3 separate regions of the Mus musculus genome follow, and all the other regions are linked to region 1. Evidence: chromatin loops called from intact Hi-C (ENCODE). Cell type or tissue: gastrocnemius. All regions are shown on one strand.

What was found. Hi-C counts contacts between places; a loop is a spot of excess contacts. Peaks named below come from ENCODE experiments on the same cell type or tissue, not always from the same donor. Only the 100,000 strongest peaks of a DNase experiment are listed, where the experiment ranks them.
Region 2: it touches region 1 in a loop (2.6-fold over the local background); 2 of 42 quality-filtered maps call a loop at or near these places.
Region 3: it touches region 1 in a loop (2.0-fold over the local background); 9 of 42 quality-filtered maps call a loop at or near these places.

What each region holds. Positions count from the first base shown.
Region 1 is chr1:184,232,751-184,237,750 of GRCm38, forward strand. No RefSeq gene overlaps it. Among named protein-coding and RNA genes, the nearest start is that of Gm34177, 94 kb to the right of the region's middle. In gastrocnemius, no CTCF peak of the experiment used is centred here; a DNase peak (open chromatin) is centred at 3,055; H3K4me3 peaks cover 640 bases; H3K27ac peaks cover 773 bases.
Region 2 is chr1:184,169,956-184,174,955 of GRCm38, forward strand. No RefSeq gene overlaps it. Among named protein-coding and RNA genes, the nearest start is that of Dusp10, 140 kb to the left of the region's middle. In gastrocnemius, no CTCF peak of the experiment used is centred here; no DNase peak of the experiment used is centred here; H3K27ac peaks cover 2,707 bases.
Region 3 is chr1:183,852,309-183,857,308 of GRCm38, forward strand. No RefSeq gene overlaps it. Among named protein-coding and RNA genes, the nearest start is that of Gm34130, 82 kb to the right of the region's middle. In gastrocnemius, a CTCF peak has its summit at 2,114; a DNase peak (open chromatin) is centred at 2,100.

The DNA.
Region 1 (5,000 bases):
TCAGCTGACACTGGGCCCTTGGGCCATTATTCTCCTGACATTTTGGAAAAGTGTCTTTGAGACTGCTCACGTTTCTGTGAATGTGTGTTCTTTTTGTTTCAGTTTGCTTCAGTTGTAGGGGCGAGGGGAGGAGCTGTACCATGCTCACCGCCACCTGACAACCCTCTGGTCTCCATGGCTCCTGTCCACTGACTGTATCAAGAGGAAGTGCTCTGTAAATTGCTAGCGGGACCTGTGCAACAAGTATCCATCAAAGAACAGCCAGAGGCTCGGATAAGGAGGAGCATCGTCAGGGTAAGGCTAAGGATGGGGTGATCTCTTCACTGCCTGCTGTCATCATGAAAAGCTATGCTTCAATGTGACAAATGCTTGGGAGAGGGAATTAGATAGATCCTCTGAAGTCCGCTTAGTTGAAAAGTCTCACTATGTGAATATCGGTGGGCTGACCACACGGTGCTGGGGTGAAGTGGGTGATGGAACAATTCTATTTAAAGGATGATCTTCAAATACTTCTAATCCACTAGACCTCTTGCTTCTTTTTTATAAATCCTAGGGAGAGTCGTACTTAAGGCCCTGATCTTTCAATTTTCTGACCCCATATCCAATTACTATGTCTCACATATTCTACCTGAGAGATATCTCCAAGTCCCTCACTCTTCTAGAACCTTCTCAGTACCTCTAACAGCTCCCTTGAAGCAGTGTCCCTACTTCAGATGATTCCTTCTTCCTCAGCGGAGGAGGTACCAGTTCTGTCTTTACATCTCATCCTGTCTTTGTGACGGAATATCGGTTGTCCATCTCGCCTGTGCCTGCCTTTCCACCCCATACACTGCGCTATTCAATGATTTCTGGTTCCTTGAGGCTATGTACTGCTAGATGAAGACACTGACTCCTTTCAGATCACCACCAAGCTATCAGCTCCCAGAAAGTCTACCTACCTGGGGAAGGGCTGGGGCTCTGTCTGTGTCGGAGCCTGGTTGGTCATGCTGAAGGCTCTGATACTCTTTCATCTTCTGTCTCTCAATGAATAAGTGCTTCTCAATGGGTTCCTTCGTGCCAGGCTCTGTCTTCTCTGCTAAAATGAATGGCTCTATTTCAAGCCTTCTACTGACATCCCAGTTTCTAATGAGTTGAGTAAAATCTGCAGCTGTAGGCAAGACTCTCTCAGTCAGGGTTCGTTGTCCAGCGCCCTAACTTTCCAACCACTTATGCAAACATCAATCCCCAAAGCTCATACAATAGCCCACACTGTTTGGCCTGTTCTTCAAATCTTGCTCCTATTCCATCGTGCTCCATTGTCTGCTGGGCTTGCCATCCACGGTTCTAATGCCTCACTTCAAAGCCTTTCCTAACTTCCAGAAAGAGTAGGGCTATTGTTCTTCACATTGTCATAAGCATCTATTAATAGTACCCAGGGCTGGGAGTGTAGTTCAGTGGTAGATCACTGGTCTAGCAAATGTGAGGACTGGGTTTGGTCCTCAACACTTTAGGCAGAACAGAACAGATCAGAACAAACAAACAAACAAACAAAATAAAGCTTGCCTTTTACTTCTCCCTTCTCTTTAAAATCTGTATTTATTTTGTTCAAATGTATACTGGAAGAGTTGTGGTTTCCTAAGCTCCGGGGATAGAGAGAGAAACTTATTAATTTGGTGTGTATATGAAGGCCAGAGGAGTCAGTTCTCTTCTTTCACCATGTCAGTCTAGGCTCTCAAACTCGGGTCACCACTGTACCGTGGAGCACCTTTAACAACTGAGCCTGAATCACTAGCATGAGTTAACAGATTACAAATGGAGCAGAGCCTCATTCAACCTATGGACAGTCTGAGCAGAACACAAAAGCTGGGGAAGGGAGCATTCTCTGTCTCTCTCTGTCTCTCTGTTTCTCACCCCCCGTCTCTGTCTCCCTGTCTGTCTCTCCCCCTCCCTCTCCCTCCTCCCTACCTCTCCCTCTCCTCTCTCTCTCCCTCCCCTTTTCCCTTTCCCTCGGCCTCTTTGAAATCAGCTGGGAAATCAGTCTCTGAATATTGATGAGAATAGACAATAACAGCTGGGCCAGAAGCACACCGTCGGTTCTCCAGGGTTTCCAGTTTGCCTCCTGTGTACATTAGGATTTAGCCTCTGTAAGTACAACACACACACACACACACACACACACACACACACACACACACACATTTATGGAGAGAAAGAGACACAAATAAATAACCTATCTCTTTACCGTGTGTGTATTTTCATATTATTCCTGGAACATACACTCAATGTATCTTGAACATGTCAATACTAATTTATCTGTATATAGCATATATATCTTGAATGTATGCCAATATCATATAAGTCTATCAGTCTATCTTCCATCCCTCTGTCCATTTCCTCTTGTTTTCCCTATCCGTGGAACTCTGAATACTGCATACACCCGGGAAAATCTTTGAGAACATGACATTTATGCTGAGCTCTGAAGATTATAATAAAAAAAGGAGCCAGAAAAATAATTCTAGCAAAATGGGAATGTGACAATAAAGCCGGAGGCGGGAAGAACCAGCGCACAGGCAATTATCGGGAAACTAGACTAGAGAGGGAAGCAGAGCCCAGGCAAGGAAGGAGCTTGAAGCCTGCTCCTGAAAGTGTCAAAAAGCTGAACACCCGGCTTTCAGTAAATGTCTGTTTGACAAAATGAGTTCCTGGTAAGTAATTTCCAAAACAGCGAGAGCAGTCCTCAGACTCTGGAACAAACACACGACTGTTTTTATCCCCATTCTTTGATGGTTTTCACAGAGGTGAGCGTGCTGGAAGGGGAGGAAGCTGATAAAAGCTGGCCGCATCCTCTCAGACCATTGGAGGACAGGAAGATGGGAGAGCAGCCTTCCGCCTCGCCAGGCGTTCCCTAACATTTTATCAGTTTGGCGGGTTTTGTCTGCATTTTGCAGAACATGCAGGCAGTGGTGATGATCCCTTTTATCTAATATCCTCAGCAGAGGTCACAGGCTTAACAGGAACCGGGAAACTCCTCCCGGCAAGCCAGTCCCGGCTCTGCACAAGAGCGCCCTCTTCTGTGCAGTCACAGACTGGCCCTCGGAGGAAGGTTGAAAGGACCCGTCAGGCAGGCCAGGGGCCCCAGTGAGCCCACAATCTGGTAGTCAGAGGAGTTAAAGGGCGTCCTTATGGACCGCCTTTACCCCACGGAGGTGCGCACATTCAGGATCCTTCTAGAATTAGCCATGAGAGTGAAAGGGGTGAAGAGATTGAGTTCAGGCCACTTCCTGAAAAGAGAAAGGAAGCGCTTTCCAGCTGGGGAGAATCTACTTCCTGGTTCAACAGGAGAAATGGAAAAGGATGGATACCCAGATACAGTCCTGTCAGAATCCATGGTCAGAGGGATGCACAGAAGTGAACAAGGAGGGGTAGGCCGACATGTGCCCTGTGCCGACAGAGATGGGGGAGGTCAGCATGTCTGCAGCCAGCCCTGGAGTCACATAGATGAGGAAACTGGACCTCTGGGACAATTCAACACCTGCTGCCTGCAGTGTTTCTTGCCTTCTCACTCCTGTGAACCCCTCTCTGCTCCCCAAAGACTTTCACCTCCACTTTCACATCATCAGTACATATATGGTTCTATGTGCCTGCCACACGAAGAACCCACATATGGAAGAAAACGTGTGTTGTTTGGTCTAGAACACACCATCAGATCCTCAAAATAATCATGCCAATCAAATAGGCTAGATATATACTCCCAGTGTGTTCAAAGAACTGAAGCCCAGAGACGCGAGCGATTTCTCCGCAGACACACAGCAAATACAAGAACTAAGAGAAGCACGTTGTTAAGGAAATGCACGTGTCATCCTGTTAGAGACAAATCTGAGCAGCAGGAGGGAGCCAATGGTCATTATAGATGTTGCTGAGGGGACAATGCAGATTTTAGTGACTGTTAAGGCTTGGGTTTGGAAGGCTCACAGTCACTTCCGTTACTGTTCAGGTCTTTAAGCTAAGACAACAGTGTGAGTGTGGGTCTGGAGAGGTCAGATCTCACTGTCATTCCTCTGATGTCATACACCTGGTTTTGAGACATCTCACTGGCCTGGAACTTATCAGGGAGGTAAGGTTGGCTGGTGCTGGAAACCTGTGGTTCTGCCTGCTTCCACCTTCCCAAACCCCAGGGTCTGCCTGTCTCTATCTCCTCAATCCCCAGGACTCTGCCTGTCTCCTCTCCAGCAGACATCGCAGGCAGACACCACCATGCCTGGCTTTTTATATGGGCTCTGAGGGGTTGAACTTAATCCTCATGCTTATAAGGCAAGCAAGCCCTTTACTGACATCGCGGTTGGCTGCTGCACCAGCTCAGTCAGAGCACCTACACTGCACGGTTGCAAAGGCCTTTGACTCTTCCCAGAGTGTCACAGCCAGTGGGATTGCTCGGGATAAGCAGAAGGCAGAGAAAGAAACACCGAGGAAGAGCGCTTCAATTCTCCTTCCTTCCCGAGTTTCCCTTGTCCTCACCCTTGAGGGTAGCAGACCCCTGACTTTTATTTCCTCTGTTTCACTTCTGACTGCATAGACATGTCTTTGGAGATTGATCCCTCCCCGCTCCTTTCCCCACAACAGAAAAAAGACACACTCAGCCTCCCTCCCATCCCGATAGCTTCGCACTCAACCCTAATCCACAGTCTGAGGTGACTCTTGTGCCGAGCCCATTTGGGAGGACACAGCTCTGCCCTTGCCACCCTATTGCATGCAGAGTCCATTCTATGCACAGAGCCCACCAGCACGTGGAGGCTGGGGCTGAGGCACATTCTGGACTCCTGTTTCCAGGTGATTTTTCAGCTCCCTATCAGGACTTAGCAGCCCTGACTTCCCTGATGGGAGAAGACTAATTAAAATGACAAACCCAAAATTGATTTATTACCATTGGGATGAAAACAATAAACAAAACCTGACATTGCTAATGGGTTCTTTCTCTCTGTCTCTCTTTCTCATCTCTCTGTGTGTCTATCTTCCCCCCATCC
Region 2 (5,000 bases), 63 kb before region 1:
ACCCTCTTTCTTCTGCTATGCCTTGCTTCCTATAAAAGAGGAAAGAATGTGAGCAAAGGAAAAGGCACAAAGGAGGGCTGAACCTTAACTGGTTGGGTGAAGAGTTGATTTGCTGGTAAGGCCAAGTTGCTTTGCAGTCTTCTACATACTATAGTATTTGTGCAATGCCATTTTACAAAGTGCTATAAGTTTGTTTGTTGACATTGTTTATTATATATGTTTCTAATGATGTATGCACTGAGAGTATGAACTTGACTCTTGAACATGCAAGCCTTCTCTTCTCACCACCTCGGCTCTTCTCTCTTTGTTCATCTTCCTTCCCTCCCTCCCTCCCTGACCCCTGTCTCCCTGCTTTCCTCTCTTCCTCCCTTCTGTCTTCCTTCCTTCTCCTGTCACTTGCTGTCCTTCTCTTTCTCCAGTCCTCCTCTTTCTCACCTTTTTTTTCTAACCTTAAAACAATAATATAAATCAGATTTGGCAGCAGCAGCTTAAAAAAAACTTTCACAGTGACAATGGAGGCATTCTAGTTGTTAAACTTTCAGCAGCCAGGCGTTGTGGTGCACACCTTTAATCCCAGCACTCGGTAGGCAGAGGCAGGTGGATTTCTAAGTTCGAGGCTAGCCTGGTCTACAAAGTGAGTTCCAGGACAGCCAGGGCTACACAGAGAAACCCTGTCTCTAAAAACCAAACCAAACCAAACCAAACCAAAATGAAACAAAACAAAACCAAAAAAAAAAAAAAATTAAGCAACACCTAAGTTTGAGGGGTGAAGGTTCCAGGAATCTCTCTAGCCTTCTCTGCTCCTCCTCTGTCTAGCCTGTACCTGTCAGGTTTGCACATCATTTTAAATCTTCCATGTGTACTGCACATAAATGCGTGTATGGTTATGCATTCATTGCATGGTTGTCAACTTTTATTTTAAATAACAAACTGGAAAACCTTTTTCCTTCCTGGAAAGCAGTTGTAAGTACTGCCACGAGAAGTCAGAGTTTGAGTCTGAGCTGCTGGGCAAGAGCATGCAGCATGGGTGTCCTTGTCTGAAGGCCACGGGTCACAGTGATCTTCATATAGCCCTAGCCCCAACCCAGGTGACCTCATGTGCCCACAAGTACAGTAACAGCACAGGCAGGCCGGTGGTAGCTGCTGGCTGAGCCTGCTGCTGACAGGTGCAAGGGCCATGTATCACATGAGTCCACTAAAAATAGGTCTGAGAAAAGGAAGGGTCCCAAGCCCAGCTTATAATAGATGCTCACCTTGTGAACACTCACTGTCAGCAACAGAATTTCAACACAGTAACTCCCATGCCCACACTGACAGCTGTGTTAAGCTCCTTGAAGAATCAGTTAGTTTTGGTCAGAATAATAAATTTGCACTATCTCAAAGAGTGTTAATATGGAGTTTTTTTTTCCAAAGGGGGGAAGGAGAGGGGACAGACCCATCTGGCTGGAGGAGAGCTGTCTTTTTCAGTAGTCCCAGGCGAGTGTCTCCTGTCAGCCTTTGTTACGTGTGACCTTGTGATTATTTGGGAAACTCCTAGAAACATTAGGATTTCAGTCTGTCCTTGAGAAAATAAAACATTGTCCCCTTCCTGGGTTCCATTTTCATGATGAAAGAGGAACACTCTTCTGCAGGAGTTGATTTATCAGAATGAATTTCAAAACCAGAGTCATTAAACGAATTTTTTTTTTTCATTTCCTACCCAGGCTGGAATGAGTCGCTCACATTGATGTAATCAGAGAATCCAGGAGCAGGGAGCAGTCGATGGAGCTGGGACTGTCCTGTCCCCAAGGATGGTGGCAGCTTGAGAAAGTTCTACTGTGCTCTGTCCTAGTGTGCGGGGGCAGGCCTTACACAGTGGGAGCCTATAAGTGGTGCTATCCCTTGGACACATTCCAAATCATTTCCCCGCTTTGATAACCCAGTTTGGAACTGGCACACTGCTAAGACGGCTTTTTTTTTTTTTTTTTTTTTTTTTTGCTAAAGACCCAAGAGGATCAGGCAGTCTGATGCCTGGCTATCATTTGGAATTACAGACGATAGAATGTCAATATCAAAATAGTGTCACCTTAATCATTCCAAGAGACTTCTGCCCAAGAGACTTCTGCTTTAGTCTTTAGGCTAGTTATTTTTCTACAAAAGGGTCTGCTTGTTTTGGGGGAGGGGGTGGTGTTCATCTATTTCTGCATCTTGGAATGTGTGTTTGTGTGTGTGTGTTCAGGTGCATGTGTAAGCACGTTCATTCAGAGAACAGAGGATAACCTTGGGCGTTATTACTCAGATAGCTGCCTATCTTATTTTGGTTTTTTTTGCTTTTTTTGTTTTTTGTTTTTTGTTTTTACATGAAATCTCTCATCAATTAGGCAAGGCTGGCTGGGCAGCAGGCCCGAGGAGTCTACTGTCTCCACCTCCCCAGCTCCATGATTACAAGTGTATGTGCACCACCACTCTTGGCATATGGAAGTGGGCTGTAGGGACTAATCTCGAATATCTGTGCCTTTGACAAAACTCTGCAGCTGGGAATTTGATTATTTTCTTCTTAAAGGTAGGATGTTGTCATGGTACCCAGGCTTGCCTGGAATACAGGCTCAAGGGATCCTCCTTCAGTAGCCTGATGAAACTGGGATGATGGCAGGGATTATCAGAGCACAGGATACTTTTTGTAAGACTGGTTTGCCTAAAGGACAAGGGATCATAACAATTAAACATGAACTATTTGTATAGGAGTAGAAGACACCGGAATCACGTAAGAGCGACAAATTTTAGGCCACAGTGTAAATTATCCATGAAAACTTGCTCAATAATTCAGATCCACTTTTGAACTCTACTTCATTGTAATTCTGCATTTCAATTTGTTACTTACATTGTCTTGTAGTTTTTTTCTTAGTTATATAATTTTATGCTTCACCCTCCCTCCACAAATTGGATGTATAAGTCTCTTAACAGAAGTCACTACAAATTCTGCCTTGGATACTTCTGTGGGGTCTTTAGTAGATTTTTCTGGTTATGTTGGCCAATGTTGACTTCATATGTTGAATGTAGGCACATGCACTCTCTTCTCACCTCAGCAGGACCCTTCTCACACTCTGGTGGCCTCTGTGTCACACATGCCCTTCCCACAGGGAGGCAGAGCTGGCAGGCAGAGCCCTGGGAGCTATCTCTACTTCATACTGTCTCTGACCTGTGCCTCCAGACTTTCCACTCTACCTTCCAAGTCACAGTCAGTTCCTGCAGAGGGGAATCCCCCTTGCTGAATGCCAGTGGACCTGGGTGCACATTTCTGGGTGCCACATTCACTACACAACCATCTGCACACAGCACACAGGTGCTGGGAACATCTGGGATGCCTGTGGATCAAACCTGCTGGATCGTGTGCCCAATCTCGCTCATGTGCCCCCCTCATGGGGACACAACAGTGAACTAGAGCTATTTTTTACTAATAGACTGTCAAGAGGTCTACGCATATAGATCACAAGTACCCTGCTCTCTGTTCTTGCCAATACATTTGTAGAGTGATTGGAATGGAAGCAAGAGCCAAATAAAGGTTGGGGGAGGGGAAGAGACAAATGCCATGGTGTAGGTCAGGAGCTGGGACTATTTCTGAAACAAGTAACAGCTCTGGGCGTCCTCAGAATACTCTCTGTGGGTCTCATGCCTCTGTCTGCCTCTGTGGCACGGAAGAGGACAGCTACTTTTAATAACTTCTTTAGAAAACACGGGAGATAGCTCAAAGGATACTCAACTGTACAAAAAGACGTTAAAACAATTACAGAAAAACATGTATCTAACACGCAGGGGAACTGGTTTGAGGATGAGAACATTGGTTATCCATTGCATTTTTGTGATTTTTGGAATGTTATAGGAAATTGCATTTGTATCATGGCATTGAATCAAAATAAGCTTGAACTACAGAAAGATTGCTCTTGTTTTATATAAACTGAAGCATAGAAAGGAGAAGTTGCCGCTTGGGGCTACAGAGAACGCTCACAGCAGGGACAGTCAGCCCCAGCAGAGGAAGTGGTGCCGCTTTTCCTGAGATGTTTTGTTCTGTGAAAGTTTGAATGTATTTTTAATTGAATCAGAATTCGTTATTTCTCATTAAAACCTTTTTTTTCTTTGTTGGTGAAGTACTTGCCACACAGCATGAGGACCTGTGTTTCATCCTCACAACGTTGCCACATAAAAGTCCCCGAGGATGGGGAGGCATGGGGTGGCCTGCTTGTAACCTGTAGGAGTGGATAGACCCTTTCCCACTGGTCACCTTCTTCTAGCCTGCTTGTCGAGCTTCCCATCAGTGAGACCTGATCTCAAAATGGAGGTGGATGGTGCCTGAGGGAATGAGTCCAGAGGTTGTTCTCTGTTCTCTACATGCTTGGATAGCTTCACATACAGGGAAGCACACACACACACAGAGACACAGACACACAGACACACACAGACACACAGACACAGACACACACGCACAGACACACACACACAGACACACACACAGACACACACAGACACACACACAGACACAGACACACAGACACACACACAGACACATACACACACAGATACACACACACACACACACACAGACATTTATTCACAGATTGTTTTTCTCCTATGAGTGAATGGAAAAATGCAGTGTCTCTTCCTCTCCCTATCCCTGATGGTTAAGTCAGCTTGTGACGAGTTTCAAAATAGGGAAGAAAGTCTCATTAGCACAAGTGCACAATGTACTGTGTGTGTGTGTGTGTGTGTGTGTGTGTGTGTGTGTGTGTGTGTGTGTGCAGGAGAGGACCAGAGGAAGATGTTGGTGTCCTGCTCTTGGCTGTGGTTCTCAAAACACTTTACTGAAGTCAGGTATATGTAGTGTGGCCTGTATCATGCCACAGAAATCTGGGACTTTGTTAGTTGCTGTGGTATATCTTAATCTAACTGATTAAGGATAATGAAAATGAATTTTACATTTCCAGAGCATGCTAGAATCAAAAGTTTTTGTTTGATAAAACCTTCAT
Region 3 (5,000 bases), 380 kb before region 1:
TTAACCACATAAGAGTTGAGTTCCCTTTTTCTGATCTTAGCATCTATCTAAGCCTTGTGCCTTTACTTCAACTAAGATTAATCTACCAGAATAATTTATTGTGAGATCTGAGACAAAATGCTGACCAAGATAATCTAGACCAGTGGTTTTCAACCTGTGGGTTATGACCCCTTTGGAGTCAAATGACCCTTTTACATGGGATCACCTAAGACCATGAGAAAATATAGAGATTTATTTTGCAGTTCATAACAGTAGCAAAATTACAGTTATGAAGTAGCAATGGAGATAATTTTATGGCTTAGGGGTCACCACATGAGGTTGCAGCATTAAGAAAGTTGAGAATCACTGACCTAGACCAACATCCCAAGTTCTTGCCACACAGGCAGTGAGGAACGAGGAGAAAACATGGAAATCCCAGACATTTTACCTGCTGTCAAAGTCTTAGGTGAGACCCCAGTCTCTACCAAGACTCTGTATAATGTATTTTTCAAATCTAAATAACAGAGATCATGTGGATACCTCATTAGAAAATGTTGATCCTGAACCCATGGATTTGCTCTACCATCTACCTCTATGCCCCTAGTTCATGGACCACACTTGGAAGAATAAGGCTCAAGAAGCTAGAGAAAAGGCAGTTTTGTTAAATAAATAGCCTCTCCTATTCAGACAATTCTCTACCACCACACAGATGTGCATTCTGCACCCTTCCTCAGTGAGGAGTTGCATTTCGGGAAGGTTGTAACTTTGAGGTGGAAAATCTACACTTAACTAAATATATACTAGTACCTAGCATCTACTATGTGCATTTCAATGGGAGCCAATGGTCATATGGGAGAACTGTCATTTCCCTGCTAAAGTCCAGTTCTTTAGCTAGACCAATCAAGAGGAATAGATGAATGGTTCTCATCAATGAGTAAACGCCCAATGAAACAAGGATGCTAGCCAAGCAGCCCTGCTTCTTGTTTATTTAAACTAATCAACCCCACCTAGCCACCTGCTAAGAATGGCCGATGACTGGGTGGAGACGCTCTGTCTCTATCAGTGTAACTTAAAAATAGTTTGTTTCATAAGTGTAAAAGTTTTTGCCCTGCCCAAAAAAGCTTTCAATTTTTTGGGGGGAGAGGGTGGGGAAGAAAGGGGGAGCTCTTCCCATATTTATGTGTAACACTGAGATAACCAGAACATGAAACAGAGAAATCCAAAAATAAGTTGATTATTTGCCTCTATGCCAAGCAACTTTATTTGGCTTTTATTTATTTATTTTTGTCAAGGATTGGTTTCTTTGTTTTGCTATACTAATATCAACCTCCATGGGCATACAATCTTTATAAAAACAAGGCTCTGGTTTTTGTTGGTTTTAACACACTCCATTTTGACTCACAAGTTTCTTGAGCAGGAGAGGGGAGTATTAAGGAATTATTTGGTCTCCTGGTCTATAAACTGAATTCCATTGAGCTCTGAAGGCTATCCAAAGTGCTCCCCCAGATGCCCAGGTTGCTTGCAGAAAACACTGTAGTGTTGGCATATATTGCAGATAGAAAGAACTTTCTTAAAGTCATGGGCATTTTTATTCAAAGAATAAAAAAATTAACATATTTTTGAATGATTAAAAATGTAACTCTTTCCTTAACATATAAAACAAAATAAAACCACACAAACCCCATTTTTTTCCTAGTTTGAATCTAAACAGTGTAAAATTCACATAGTCAGTGGCTCCTTTGAGCAGAAGTAAAATAACTTGGGTCACCTGCCTCAGAGCTCCTCTCCATGATAACACCTGTGGCTGAGCAAAGGCTTTACCCAGGTTGCCTCCAGGGGCTCCCCTAACCCCTGTCAAGGCTGAGGAAGGAGCCACATTTCTTACCACCACCACTCCAACCCCAGTCTTGTCTTGATGCTACTCAGAACTCTGTAGCTCTGAGGACCCACCTATGCAGGAAACTTCAAAATAAAAGTTTCCACAAAAATCTGAAAGGAATAAATTCAATTATAAAGCAAACAGTTATTGAGATTAGTCCTATTTTTTCCATATGACTAAATGCAACTTTTGGCTGTGATGTGTGTGGGTCAGCAAGGTTGTTGTAATGTGGCAGGCTGGGGGCCAGGGGGAGCTCTTTCTGAGCATCTCCAGAGCTCCGAATTCTAAGCTTTTCTCTCTTCAAATGAGAATCTGTTAACGGTTTGCAGAAAACTGGAAACATTCTGCGTATTTAGATCCTCAAAAATGTCACAATAGAAGCATTTTGCTTTCCTAAAATATGTGTATTACTATTATTCATTGTTATGGGGGTGTCTCTGTTGTGTGGGAGCATACACATGTGAGTGCTGGTGACTGTGGAAGCCAGAAGGGGGCTATGAATCTCCTAGAGATGGAGTTACAGGCTGTTGTGAGCTGCTTGACATGGGTCCTGGGAAATGAACTCAGAACCTCCGCAGGAGCAGTAAGTTCCCCTGACCTCCTAGCTACCTCTCCAGCCTCAGCAGTATTATTCAGTGATATGACAATTACACCACACAGAGTCTTGTTGAAATTTCTCAGTGACTCTGAGGTAGACATCAAGAGCACTATTTCACTCTTGAGGAAACTGGTATGAGTCTTCTGAAATCATCACCAAAGAGCTCAACAGCTTGAACTCCAAGCTGGACTTCTCTCCAGTTTGCAATGGAAATTGCAGACAGCAGTTGGTTTTAGTCTTCTTTGTCTGTGAAAGGCTATTGTGGCACTCTTGAAGTAGTTTCAGCAGTAACATTGAGAGAACTGAAGTGTGTTTTGGTTGAGCTCTTGGCCGGGTACACTGTTCTTATTACCTTGATCTAATTGATCAGTAATTTGTACTGGGCCTGCTATAATCATGTATATTTTATGAGGAAAGCTAATTAAATTGCTTTTTTTAAAAAAAGTGGCACAGCATTCATCAAGGATTTGATTAGTAAGTACACTAAATAAATTACTACAGATGGTTTATTTAAAATGTGAAAAATAACAGCTCTGAAAAATATCGTTCAGCTAATAAAATGTTTATGGTGGCTACTTTTTAGCGAAAGGAGTTTCTACATGAACAGTTCCCAGCATGCTTTAATGATATGGAACTATTCCACGTGGAGAATTGTGGAATTTTCTCAACAACTCTTCAAGGTAGATGTTAACAGCACTGTTTTATTCATGAAGAAACGGGCGTGAGTCTTCTGAGATAACACCTTGAAAGAGCACAAGAGGCTGTTTAGACTCCAAACTGGACTTCTCTCCCTCCATTATTGCTTCCCTGTTTCCTATTGGGCATCAGTGTACCAATCATCAAACGGCCCCTCTAGAAATATGGACTTTTTCCAAGTGAAGGACTAAGTGGGGATTTGGGGTTGGATATTTTCTATCTGTAGCACTTCCAATGCCAGATGACAACTATTGGTCAGGTTTTTTGCTAGTCTTTGAGGGTGAAGGTAGTAGAAACCTAACCCACTAAGAAATACTCAGCTCTCGGTTTCTCTTTAAAAAAATTTAAAAATCAATAATTTTTTTAAATTTTTTTATTTCTTATGTGTATATCTCATAATATATCTGTGCACCATGTGCATGTCCAGCCAGAAGAGGGCATCAGATCCCTTGTAACTAAAGTTATAGACAGCTGTAAGCTGCTGTCTGGATGCTGAGAACCAAACCGAGGTCCTCTGCAAGAATATCCAATACTCTTAACCATTGATCTATCTGCTCAGCTTCTCCACTTTCTTTATTCAAGGATGAACAAACACACAGACAACAGTGTTAAACCAATGAAGAAGAAGAAAAGCTCAAGAGGCCACTGTCTTAGGAAGAAGCATATACAAAAAAAAAAAAAGTTAACATGGTATTTTATATGCATTCTCAAAAAAAAAAAAACATGAGAAATTTGCAAAACAGGCAATGAGAGGTAAGATGGAGACAACTCTTTGGAATGTTAGCAGGAAGCCAGTAAAATAGGACAGAGACAGGAAGAAAATTCAAGGAACATGAAGGTGCAGTGGAAGAAGAAAATTTTACTTTAAATGTTAATTCTCTTCTCCTCCCCACTTCTCCTCCTCCCCCTCCCTCTCCCCTTTCTCCTCCTCCTCCCTCCTCCTTCTCCTCCTCCTCCTCCTCCTTCTTCTTCTTGATTAGTTCTCTCCTTCTCCTCTTATTCTTCTTTCTTTTTTCCCTTTTTTTCTTTCTTCAGTGCTGGAGATTGAACCATGGTGAACCAAGATGAACCAAGATGAACCAAGCTTTGCCCATGGTAGGCAAGCCATGTACCACTGAGTCACATTTTCAGCCAGCAGGGTAGAAATTAAATAAAGTTAATTCAGCAATGTACATGACAAATGATACCTTTATATGGAAACAAAAGAAGTAGAATTAAAAGTGATGGAGAAAAGGTTGAAACTGAGGGCAAAGACTGAATGGTAGACACTTAGAAGAAAAATATCTTGAGCAAAAGGAGGAGCAAGGAATGAGCTATAGAAAAATTCCCTGGTCCAAATCTCCAACCATCACCATCATTATTACCATCATCACTATTATTATCTCCATCACCATCACCAACATCACTGACATCACCATCACCACCACTACCACCACCACCACCACTACAACAACATCACAACCAAGAAACCAGGAGAATTAGGGTTCAAGGGGCTTAGGTAAATTCCTGATAGAATGATACATTGTAAATTTTTTCAAAGAAGGAACTTATGAAGTATACCCTTTAAAAGGAAATTTTACACTTCATGATTCTTCATGAAATGTACATGATGCAGACCTTAAAATTCTTATTTTACAGGGAATTTTTTTTAACATAATAGTTCTATAGTTAGACAAGATAGTGTTTCAAATGCTGGTCATGTTCACAGGCATAAGAAGAGCATGTTCATTAGAAAAGGATTAAAAAGAATACCACCCAAAAGGAAAACAAACAACAGACGTTCCAGAGATGAGTCAAAAGTTCCTACCACATGAAGGATTGATTCAACTATTAAAGGACCCTGGAATA